2 separate regions of the Mus musculus genome follow, and region 1 is linked to region 2. The links are chromatin loops, found by intact Hi-C in ENCODE. Cell type or tissue: left cerebral cortex. All regions are shown on one strand.

Region 1 (5,000 bases), 250 kb after region 2:
GAGCTCTATAAGGACGGACGTGCGGACATGTCAAATGAATGGAAAACCCAGTCAGACGTCGCAGAACCTGTAGAAAGAGTGCAGTTCCAGAAATGAGCAAAGGTTTGGGAAGAGCCTTTTTTTTTTTCCCTTGTGAGGTTTATTCATCCTCCATAGACACAAAAATAAGTCTTTCAAAGAACATGCATATTTGAGGCACTTGGCAGCATGCAGTCTCTGGCAACTTCTCCCTTATTTATACCACGTAATTATACTTGCCTTTATATGTGTGTCCTTTTCATTATTGAGTGGAACACGGTCTTTTGTCAAATTCCAGTTATTGATTAGCACTGGCAACTCTGAAATGTGGCTTTTTAGCCATCAATAAATCTATTTTTCCCCTTTCTGAAATTATAACAGATCTCGTTGGACATGTGGGGGAGAAAACAACTTAAAATTCACATCCAGATCTTGGCTGCCGGTTCAGGACGTTGCTACTCTCTGCGCCTTGCCAAGATTTTAGCTTTACTCCTCATTGAAAGTGCATGGCTTGGGAGGTGGGGTCGCCATTGCCTGAGAGAAAATGAAGTGACATCATTAGAATTCAGCTGCATCTGTGACTCCAAAGGCATGCCGCCTCGCCCCTCCCCCACCTTCCTAGTCTCCCCCCCCCCCCCCCCCTGTGCTGCTCCCCAGCTGTCCTGTGTTCTCCTCTCAGGAGAGAAGCAAGAAGCAAGCACAGAACCGCTCAGAGGCATGACATCAGTGGCCAACTGTCAGCTTACAGATTTGTTTGTATAAATGGGAGTAAACAGCTAAAGCCTGGGTCTTTCTCAAGCAGCCCAGACCCTGTGGCCAATTACTCACCAACAGTGTTAATTTCCATTAGAGAACTGGTAACCCTTTTAACAGGAAAGAAAATTAAGAATGCTTGGGGGAGAGTCCAGTGAAGCATGAGGGCAGACTCCCCTTCTTTACAAAAGTGACCGTTGTATTGAATCTGCCGTGTCACCAAGAGGAGAGTTGGTGCCCATTACTTTAGCCTTGGCTTCTAATATGTTTTGGAATAAAAAACTGAACACGCTTTGAGTGGTGCTGCTTTCTTCCGTGTTTATGTGAAGTGGCCTTGGGATTATAATTCATCTCTTTTTATTGGGGTAAGTTTCCTTAGTTCATATATCCTAAATGGAACCCTGGGCCTTGAAGGACTTAATGGAACTTTTTGTCATCTGGGAATGGCAGTCACCAAAGAGCTCCTTGTAGATAGGGGTCGTAATCCCCGACCCTGCTTTGTCTGCCTGTGCAGAGACTTGTGCGCAGGCTGCCTAAAACTGCCAACTCGAGCAAATGGTTGGGCAGTCTTCTCAGCATGAGTGAGCGCCCAAAGTGCGGTTTCGGAGTGGGATGCTGGTTCCTCGGAGCGACTTTCCTCCTTCCTTTTGAATGTTGGCAACCTTAACTTTGGAATATTTTTGCATTTACAATCAAGAAACTTTCAAAGAATGTTATTCTGACTGGCTTATTAAGGACTCATGATTTATGGCATGTTTAATTCCACCTGACTTCCATTGGGTGGTTGCATGGAGAGATGGTGTAATATATTCAGAGTTTGTCATAGTTGGAGAACAGCATATTTTTGTCACATATCAGGTTCAGTCCTGTATTCCAGGCGTTTATTCGTTTTACATGTTTATTTCTTCTGTAACAGCGGAATGATTGGTACATGGGCTTTGTGACCCTCGTCACTTAAGGGATACTGTTTCCACGTCTTCTGAGGGCAGAAGGCCACTATCAGCTCCACAGCAAGAGCAGAGCAGGTCCTGACGAGCCATTTACTTTCTTGAAATGCAAGAGTCTATTTAGGGTGATCCTTGTACTGCTGTCAGAGCAATGAGGGTCAGCAGTTGTGGTGACAAATTAGTTTTGACAAGCTTAATGACCCCCAAAAAGGAAAGTCTGCGGCTCTGATAGCAACTGGGGAATAATTGGTGAGCTCGGCCAAATGGGGAATGTGTTAGAATTTCCCAATTCTCTATGGCAGGCCAATTACACCATGCAGCAAAGAGGTGGAAGGTTGCCATCGCTTCTTCAGCCCTACAAAAGCATCAGCAGGCTATATTTCAATCAATTGAATTTGGTTTGGCGGGACATCGGGACACTGAAAGAAACAACTGGATCTTTCAAACTATGTTCCTATGAAAAACTTGGACAAAGAACAAAATGACAGTTCTGAGAGGCTCCAGTGGACAAGCGCTCAGCTCACTCTTGGCAGGTTTCATTGGCACACCAAGGGCTAGTTTTCCCTCATCATCCCAGGGTGGTAAATCCTACAGCCGAGTGCAGATCATTAGAGTGCGTGGTAAATAAATGATTATCAGCCGCTAACCCACCAAAACACAGTGCTTTCATGACTTTATCGTGGGCTGAGTGTCAGCATCACTGCAAGTCACATGCAATAAGCCAACGCCTGCCGCACAAAGGCTATTTCTAGTGTGTGGGTGTCAGCAGTGCAAGCATCCTCCGAGGACAGTTGAAGGAAGGATCTGCCCTCTGCTACCTTCTTAGTCTTGTGGATAGATGTAGTCATATCATATATGCTCAGTATTACTGATTTCCACATCATCTTCCCTTCATGTGGCTTTCTAGGCAGTGCTTCTCAGCCTCTCCGATGCTGTGACCCTTTAATACAGTTCCTCATGGGGTGGTAACCCCCCCCACCATAACATTATTTCATTACTACTTCATAACTGTAATTCTGCTACCACTAGGAATCATAATGTAAATATCTGATATGCAGGTTTTCTGACAAGTGACTCTCAAAGGGGTCACAACCCACAGGTTGAGAACCACTGTCCTAGTGGTTCTTATTTCAATTCCCACAAGGTCTGCGTGAGGAAGAGAGACTAGTCATGTCAGACTTGTTGGCACACTATGCAGAAAAGTTTTTTAATCTGAACATAGCACCCCCTAAAATGCAGAGGATCACCGGAAGACCCCCGGTGGGGTCTAATGCAGCAGGTGATCTTACATTCACATGTTTTTACCCTATGAAGTCAAAACACTTTTGTTCTTTTTTTTTTAGGGAAAGCAGCTATTCCATGGCTTCTGTTTGGTAAATCCCAATGTTCTTGCCTGTTGGAGTCATAAGTAAAATAGATTTGTATGATTGCAAACACTATTGTGTCTCAATGGCCAAGTTAAAAGAACTAGTAAACTACTAAAGATGGTAGAATATACAGTGTAGATTACTGGTTACCAACTTATGTTTTTGGAGGGCCAAACAGGGACTATGAGGGATTTTTCTCATGTGTTCAGACTGATACACACATTGAAATTTATAATTGTATCTGTAATAAGTTAAAACATTTCAAATCACAGGACCTGAAAACACAGTTGTGAAGCCATAGACAAATGTGTGGTTTGGAATGGAGTTGTTCATTGTATCACAGGAAGCCCATGGATAACGTTTTCTTCAGAGGGTCTCTGTAGTCTGATTTTAGTTTTATAGCTGTTTTACTACTTGTAAGCTGCAGTAACAAAATATACTAGACTGACTGGCTCCTAAACCACAGAAACCTATGTATTTCTCATGCTAAAGATTGGGGATATCAAGACCAAGCCAGCATGAGAGGGATGCTGCTGTTCAGTGCCTTCTTCCTGTTCTTCATGGAGACCCCTGTTAGGAGGGTGTTGCTTCCAATCATGACAGCAAAACTCTGCTGACCCCATAAACTTCTGAAGGTCACTGAAACTCTACCAATCAGTATAAGAATGTGAGAATGTCACATCTATTCAGAGCACAGTACAGGCCTTACTTACCCTTTGCTGGCTCACAACACAGAGGTTCATTAATACAGAGTAGGATCCAAGGCTCAGCTAGAGCCGCCTGCAGCCCAGTGCAGACCTCTGTCCCTGTAGCTCTTCACCATGGCTTACGGGGCTTTCTTGCAGCTTTCTCCTATGGTCTTGCTTTCCAGCCCTTAGACCTTGGTGATTCTTAGGTGTTATTTTTGTTGTTTTTGTTTCTTTGTTTCTTTGTGTTTTGTTTTGTTTGGCTAGCTTTCTTTTAGCACTGCCAGATAACAGAGTTTCTATTCATACTCTGACACTTACCTCCAGAGTTACCCCTTTTACGTGGTAACATCTCAGAATTGCGCAGTCATTTATTTTACTTTCCTTTACTTTATATCACTTTGTATTGAGTTCTTGGCATGCTTGCCTCCTTGTATCTAGGCTTCTTTAGGACAAGGACTCTATCCCAACTCATTAGCATTTGCTGAGATACCCACCATCCAGCCCAACTCTTGTTTGTTACGTGTTTGACCAAATGAAGCATCAGGCAAGATCTTGAACTCAAGAGAAGCCTGTTAGAAACTTTGGTGGTTTCCGAGTAGAGAAGGAGGAATGAGGGGCTTTGGGATTTCTCAGTCTTCCCCAGGTCCCAGCTCACACTGCTAGGCATCACGTGTAACCTCCCTTGAGGCTGCATGATGCCCTCCCTAATACAGGGGGCCCAAGTCATTCATAATTTTAATCAGGAAATTCTTGTGAATACATCAGATTCTATGACCTGGCATACAGTAGAGAGTTAGTAAAATGGCCCTTTCTCTTTGCCTTTTCTTCAGAATGCCTCCTTATTTACACATGGGCTGGGCACATAAACATTCACGAAGAGTCTCAACTGAACAGTTGTTCACTTCAGAGCTGGGCGGTTGTATGGCAGACATTTACCTCAGAACTATGTTTCCAGGGAGCTAAGAGGGTGTGTGGCAATATTGTGACACGATGGTGGAAGATCGGCAGTTGTGCTGCTGAGAGGACTGTGGCTTTCTGTTACCAGGGAGCTTTCAAAGATTTATGGGGAGATTCCAAAGATTTGCTCCACAGAATTTCCAATCCTGAAAGTCTGACTCATTAACTACCATAATCCCTTTGTTTGGGATCATTTTCCTCCCTCCCAAGAGGCTGCCTGATATGCACCATGGGTATTGCATGCAGAACAATCTGTAGTCTTGCGACAT
Region 2 (5,000 bases):
TCAACTCATGGCTCATTGTAAGTGTACTTAGAGTCTTGTCTGATTATTCTAACACGTTAATTTCACTTGGTCTGAATTCACAACTTGACGGTTGGGTCGATTTGGTTCTCTTAGACGTAGATTCTTTTGTGTTTTGGAAGTCTAGTTTGTGGGCTCCTTTGGAATGTGAGGGGTTTTTACTTGTTTTGTTTTGTCCTTTTATTTTTCTTCACTGACTAATACTTTTCTGGTTTTACAGTTGCTTTCCCCTGCCTCCCTAGGCCCAGCAGATAATTAAGTATTGTAACAGAGTTTAACATTTATTTCTGTGCTCTGGGCTGCTGATTGGAGGACTATGGTGTATTCTCAGAGCAGGCCGGCAACATGGCTGAATTTTTAGGGTCAGAGCTACTGATTCCTGGAGCCCCCCAGCCTCCTTCATTTCCTACAACTTCTGCTGTCTGGTGGGAATTAGTCCTAGGCATTAAGTAGCAAGATAAACTGCTTATCATGATGCAGTTTGGATTTTTGTCTCTCTTAGAAGTCCCAGTATGTTTATTGCTTTTGTTTGCTTCTGTTGTGAGTTAGTCTCCTCAGCTCCATTTGTGTTCCCTCCCTTTCCCCCTCCCCTTTTGCACCTCCCCCTCCTCTTCTCCATTCCCACTCTTCCCCTCCCTCCTGCCCACACCCTTCTTACTTCCTCCTACTCCTTTCCTAATCATTAATCAGTTAGAGTTTGTCTCTTCTGGAGACTAACAAAACTTGATTGGTTTTGTTTGTAAAATTAAACATTTAGATGTAAACTACTGGGTCGGGCCTGAGCAGCTGTCCCTTGAGGTTGGCTTACTTGGCCTGCCCACCCCACTTGCTCCCTTCCTCAGGAACTCTGAGAGGCTGTGGTATGCCTGTCCTTTCTTCTTTCTCTTGCAGGACTGCTTCAGAAATTAAGGGATTTATTTTCTTCCTGCTGTTACCTTGATTGGGCAGTATTCAGAATAAATTTCAAAGCTCCACCTTCAGTGTAAATGTCAGTATTATCTTAAGTTAAGGAGAATGATATTAAGAAATAAGTAAGTTTACAGAAATTATTCTCATGAACCAATATTCAAGAGACGTGACATTTGATATGATGTGTACTCAAGTATAAACTCCTTCTCAGCTCTCATGTATGTTGTTATTGAAATAGCTGAAAAGCTTCATCAGTTGTTAGAGCCTTTCCTTCTTCCTTATTCTTTTAAAATCAGAAATAATATTGTAATAAAAACTTTCTATGAAAGCTTTTAGAAAAGCAAATGTTAATATGGAAATGTTTTTATCTTTTTTCATATCTTAATAAATCTGAAGAGAATATATATGCTTCAGGGCACTTCGAAATGTACCTTGAGTACACATTAGGCTAGGGGTAGCATGCGCTCTGGAAGCTTCCAGGCCTCCTTTCCAGTCAGGTGATGACCCACACCACCTTCCTGCCTGCCCTTCCAGACAAGCTGTGTTCCTTGCCCAACCCTTTGTCTTTTGGTCTTGATAATTAGGCAGCATTAGAGCTGTTGACTTACTTTCTTTTCTTTTTCCTTTCCTTTCCTTTCCTTTCCTTTCCTTTCCTTTCCTTTCCTTTCCTTTCCTTTCCTTTCCTTTCCTTTCCTTTCCTTTCTTTCAGATATAGTACCTTCAAATCAGCTGTTATAGTAAAGATAGTACTAATTTTAAATTAATTTTATTATTTATTTATTTATACTTTTATTAGGTATTTTCCTCATTTACATTTCCAATGCTATTCCAAAAGTCCCCCATACCCTCCCACCCACTCCCACTTTAGTCCAGAAATATGGATGTGTTGTAACATTTCTGTATGGAGAGAAAGGGAGTTGAGTGAATTGAGTCTTGTAGTTTTCTCCAATGGTTGAGCCTTTGTCACTGGTGATGACTATACTATAGTTGATGGGTTTTGTTTTTTGTTTTTTGTTTTTTTTTTTGAGTAATTTCTTGCGTGTGTGTTCGTTCACATGTATGCACTCAACCATGTGTGTTTAAGTAAGTTCGAACTGAGAGCAACCTCCAGTGACTACCTCCTTTGAAACAGAGTCCCTCATTGGTCTGTAGGTCACCAGCTGGCCAAATTGGTCCAGCATCAAGTCCCAGGGGGTCCTCCTGTCTCTGTCTCTCCAGCACTGGAACTACGAACATAGGTTACTCTCTGGGCATTTTTATCTGGGTTCTGTAGATAGAAGCCAGGCCCTCTGGTGTGTGTGCTTTACCATGGATCGAGCTCTCTCCCAAGCTTCGTCCTCCCTCCCTCCCTCCCTCCCTTCCTCCCTCTGCCTTTTGCTCTCTTTCTGAGGTTAGAATGCTTACCGAGTAGCCCAGGCTAGTCTTGAACCCATAATCCTCCTTTCTTGGCTTCTTGCATGCTTTCTCTGAGAACTTCTATAGAGACATGAGTATCTTCCCTTTGTTCATAGACAGCAGTGCATTAGCACACACCACCCACAACACCATTTTGCACCCAACAATTGATTTCATAACTCATTCGCCACCAGTCCATGCAAAGCTGCCTCGTGTTTTTTTTTTTTTTCCACTTCAGTAAAGAAGTTAATTATTGCTAGGTTATAGTTATGAACAAATCATTATGCAAAAGTGGACAGGCTTCGTGACATGCTATGCTTGTTTTCTATCTGAGCACAGTTGGCTGTTGGTTGGTTCTCCCAGCAGGCAGAGTTTGAGCCTTCCTGTTGAGGAAGGTAACTGCAGTTTCAGGATGGTAGTTAGCCCTTCAGTTCTGTGTTTTCAACAATAGGTGGCACCAGTAATTTCTGTATTGGGGCTGTGTCGAGATAGAAAGCACGATCATTTTTCATTTCCTATCTTTGTATTCACAGATTATTAAGAGCGAAGATGTGCTTAGCCGTAAGCCTGGGGGCTGGCACCTGTATGCATACATCCAGAGCAGATTAAGAAACGCTTTGTAGGAAGATACCTGTGGCTCGAAGCTGCTTCGCTCTTCTCACCCCAGCCTGTGTTTGTAGCAGTCACTTAGTGAGCTAAGACATTTAGTTAGCACACACATATTCAGTGACGGTCAGTACAGCTAGCATGTACATGAAGTGTATCTTTTCAGGCATATCTCTTAGAGATGATTTTGTGGGAAATTTCATCTTGTGACGCGTCCATGGATTGACCGTTGCATGGGGCGCTGTGTATTCTTAGGACTTAGCCTGTCTAACTGGCATTCACTGGTTTTCAACTTGGTCTCTGTGCTAACCCGTTCTCCCTTGTGCTCCCTGTTGCGTGGGCCTAGACCTCCATGAACATTTAAAACACAGCTCTTCAGATAGAATCATTAGCCGCAGAGAGCAATCCTTTCCCTTTCTTCTCGTTGCCACCTGGAAATTCCCTCCACCAATTTCTAATTTGCCTTTCAGAATTCGCCTTCATTTCTGTGCCTCGCAATACAAGGCTTTGATTACTGCATAAGTAGGCGATTGTCCTGGCTGTTCTCCGTTTTGTTCTTTATCAGTATGGGGAGAATAATTCTTCAGCTTCAGAATTAAGAAACAAAAAACAAAAACCAAAAAATCTATAACATGTTGTCAACAAGCTCTCCTGGGTCAAACACACACACACACACACACACACAGAGCCTTAGGGATGGTGAGGTGGCAGATAGATTCATGTGCAAACATCTGATGTGACGTGACTCTGTATCCATCCCCAGGATCATGCAGATGTTGGAAACAGTGAGCAGAGCTCTACTGCTTTTGATTTGAACTGGATCAGCACAGCTTCTCTTGCTTGTTCCCTCCCGAAGGCAATTCGTACACACCTCCTTGGCTTTCACCCGGTGTCACGCCTTGAGTTGGTCTTGTGATTTTTCCTGTGGATTTCTGTCTTCACGGGGCCTTTGATCCTACAAGAGTCCCAGGTATCTCTGCTGTGTAGCATTGTGCTAAAACCTCTGATTCTTTCTTTGTGTGCCAAGTACCTGGCTCTTAGATTTAGTGACTCCTTCAAGTATCAAGCTAATTATTTAGTCGGTGGTCAGAATCTCAGGAACAGAACCAAACACCACAGCTGTGTACTGAATTGTGAGCATCTGAGTGTGTATGCGTGCTCAAGGGCACGCCCGAGTAGTGATCAGAGGACAACCTTGAGTGTTGGTCCTCATCTTCGACTTTGTTTGAGAGAGTTTCTCTGGTGGTTACTGCTTCTTAGCCGAGCATAGATGGTCTGCAGACCTCCAGTGACATCTCTGTCATGACACCGAGATGTCATATATTCATACTACTGCAGCCAGCTTTCCCATGGGGTCTTTGGATCTGAACTCAGGTCATTGGGCTTATGCATCACTTTAGCTTTGAGCTCACTGTGTAGCCAAAGCCAGCCTTGCACTCATGAGACCTCTCCTGCTTTAGCATCCCAAGGTCGAGGCTTACCAGCATTGGGCAACACATCTGGCCTTGTCTCACATTATACATTGTGTTACGGTAGTGGTGCAGCGGCACTTATTACAGGCCATGGAATCCTGGAGTTGTGGCGCTTGCGGTGTGAATGAGAAATACCCCTCACAGGCTTAAGTTTTTCTGTGTGGAGAGGTTTGGGAGGTGTGACCTTGCTGAAGGAAGACCCTCTCTGTGGTCAGGCTTTAAGAGTTTTACGACCTCACTGTAGATCCAATTCCTTCTGCTTGTGATGGAGAATGAGATCATTTAGCTTACTGTTCTGTCTGTCATGCCTGCTTGCGTCTATGCTTCTCCCAGTGATGGGCTTATCTGGCACAAAGCCTGAATAAGCCTTTCCTCCTGTAAATGGTCTTGCGTTGGGTATTTTATCACAGCAACAGTCTTGATACCCTGAGTAGTTCTTCTAATTTTTCGTTCAAGGTTATCATTTTAGATTTAACTTTTCAAAACTTTTGTAGCATAACATGACCTGGTTGATTCAGCCGTGCATTTCTGGAACTGAGGAAGGAAACCCACCCTAGTAAGGATTACCTAATTACCTAATTAACTAATAGAAGGTGGAAG

Evidence for each region. A loop is a pair of places that touch in the nucleus more often than their neighbours do. Peaks named below come from ENCODE experiments on the same cell type or tissue, not always from the same donor. Only the 100,000 strongest peaks of a DNase experiment are listed, where the experiment ranks them.
Region 1: it touches region 2 in a loop (2.5-fold over the local background); 4 of 42 quality-filtered maps call a loop at or near these places.

What each region holds. Positions count from the first base shown.
Region 1 is chr19:28,377,979-28,382,978 of GRCm38, reverse strand. All of the region lies in intron 4 of Glis3 (GLIS family zinc finger 3), which reads left to right. Among named protein-coding and RNA genes, the nearest start is that of Gm35866, 16 kb to the right of the region's middle. In left cerebral cortex, no CTCF peak of the experiment used is centred here; DNase peaks (open chromatin) are centred at 253, 414, 1,371 and 2,042; H3K27ac peaks cover 814 bases.
Region 2 is chr19:28,626,485-28,631,484 of GRCm38, reverse strand. All of the region lies in intron 2 of Glis3 (GLIS family zinc finger 3), which reads left to right. Among named protein-coding and RNA genes, the nearest start is that of D930032P07Rik, 49 kb to the left of the region's middle. In left cerebral cortex, a CTCF peak has its summit at 2,769 (motif pointing right); a DNase peak (open chromatin) is centred at 2,795; H3K4me3 peaks cover 213 bases.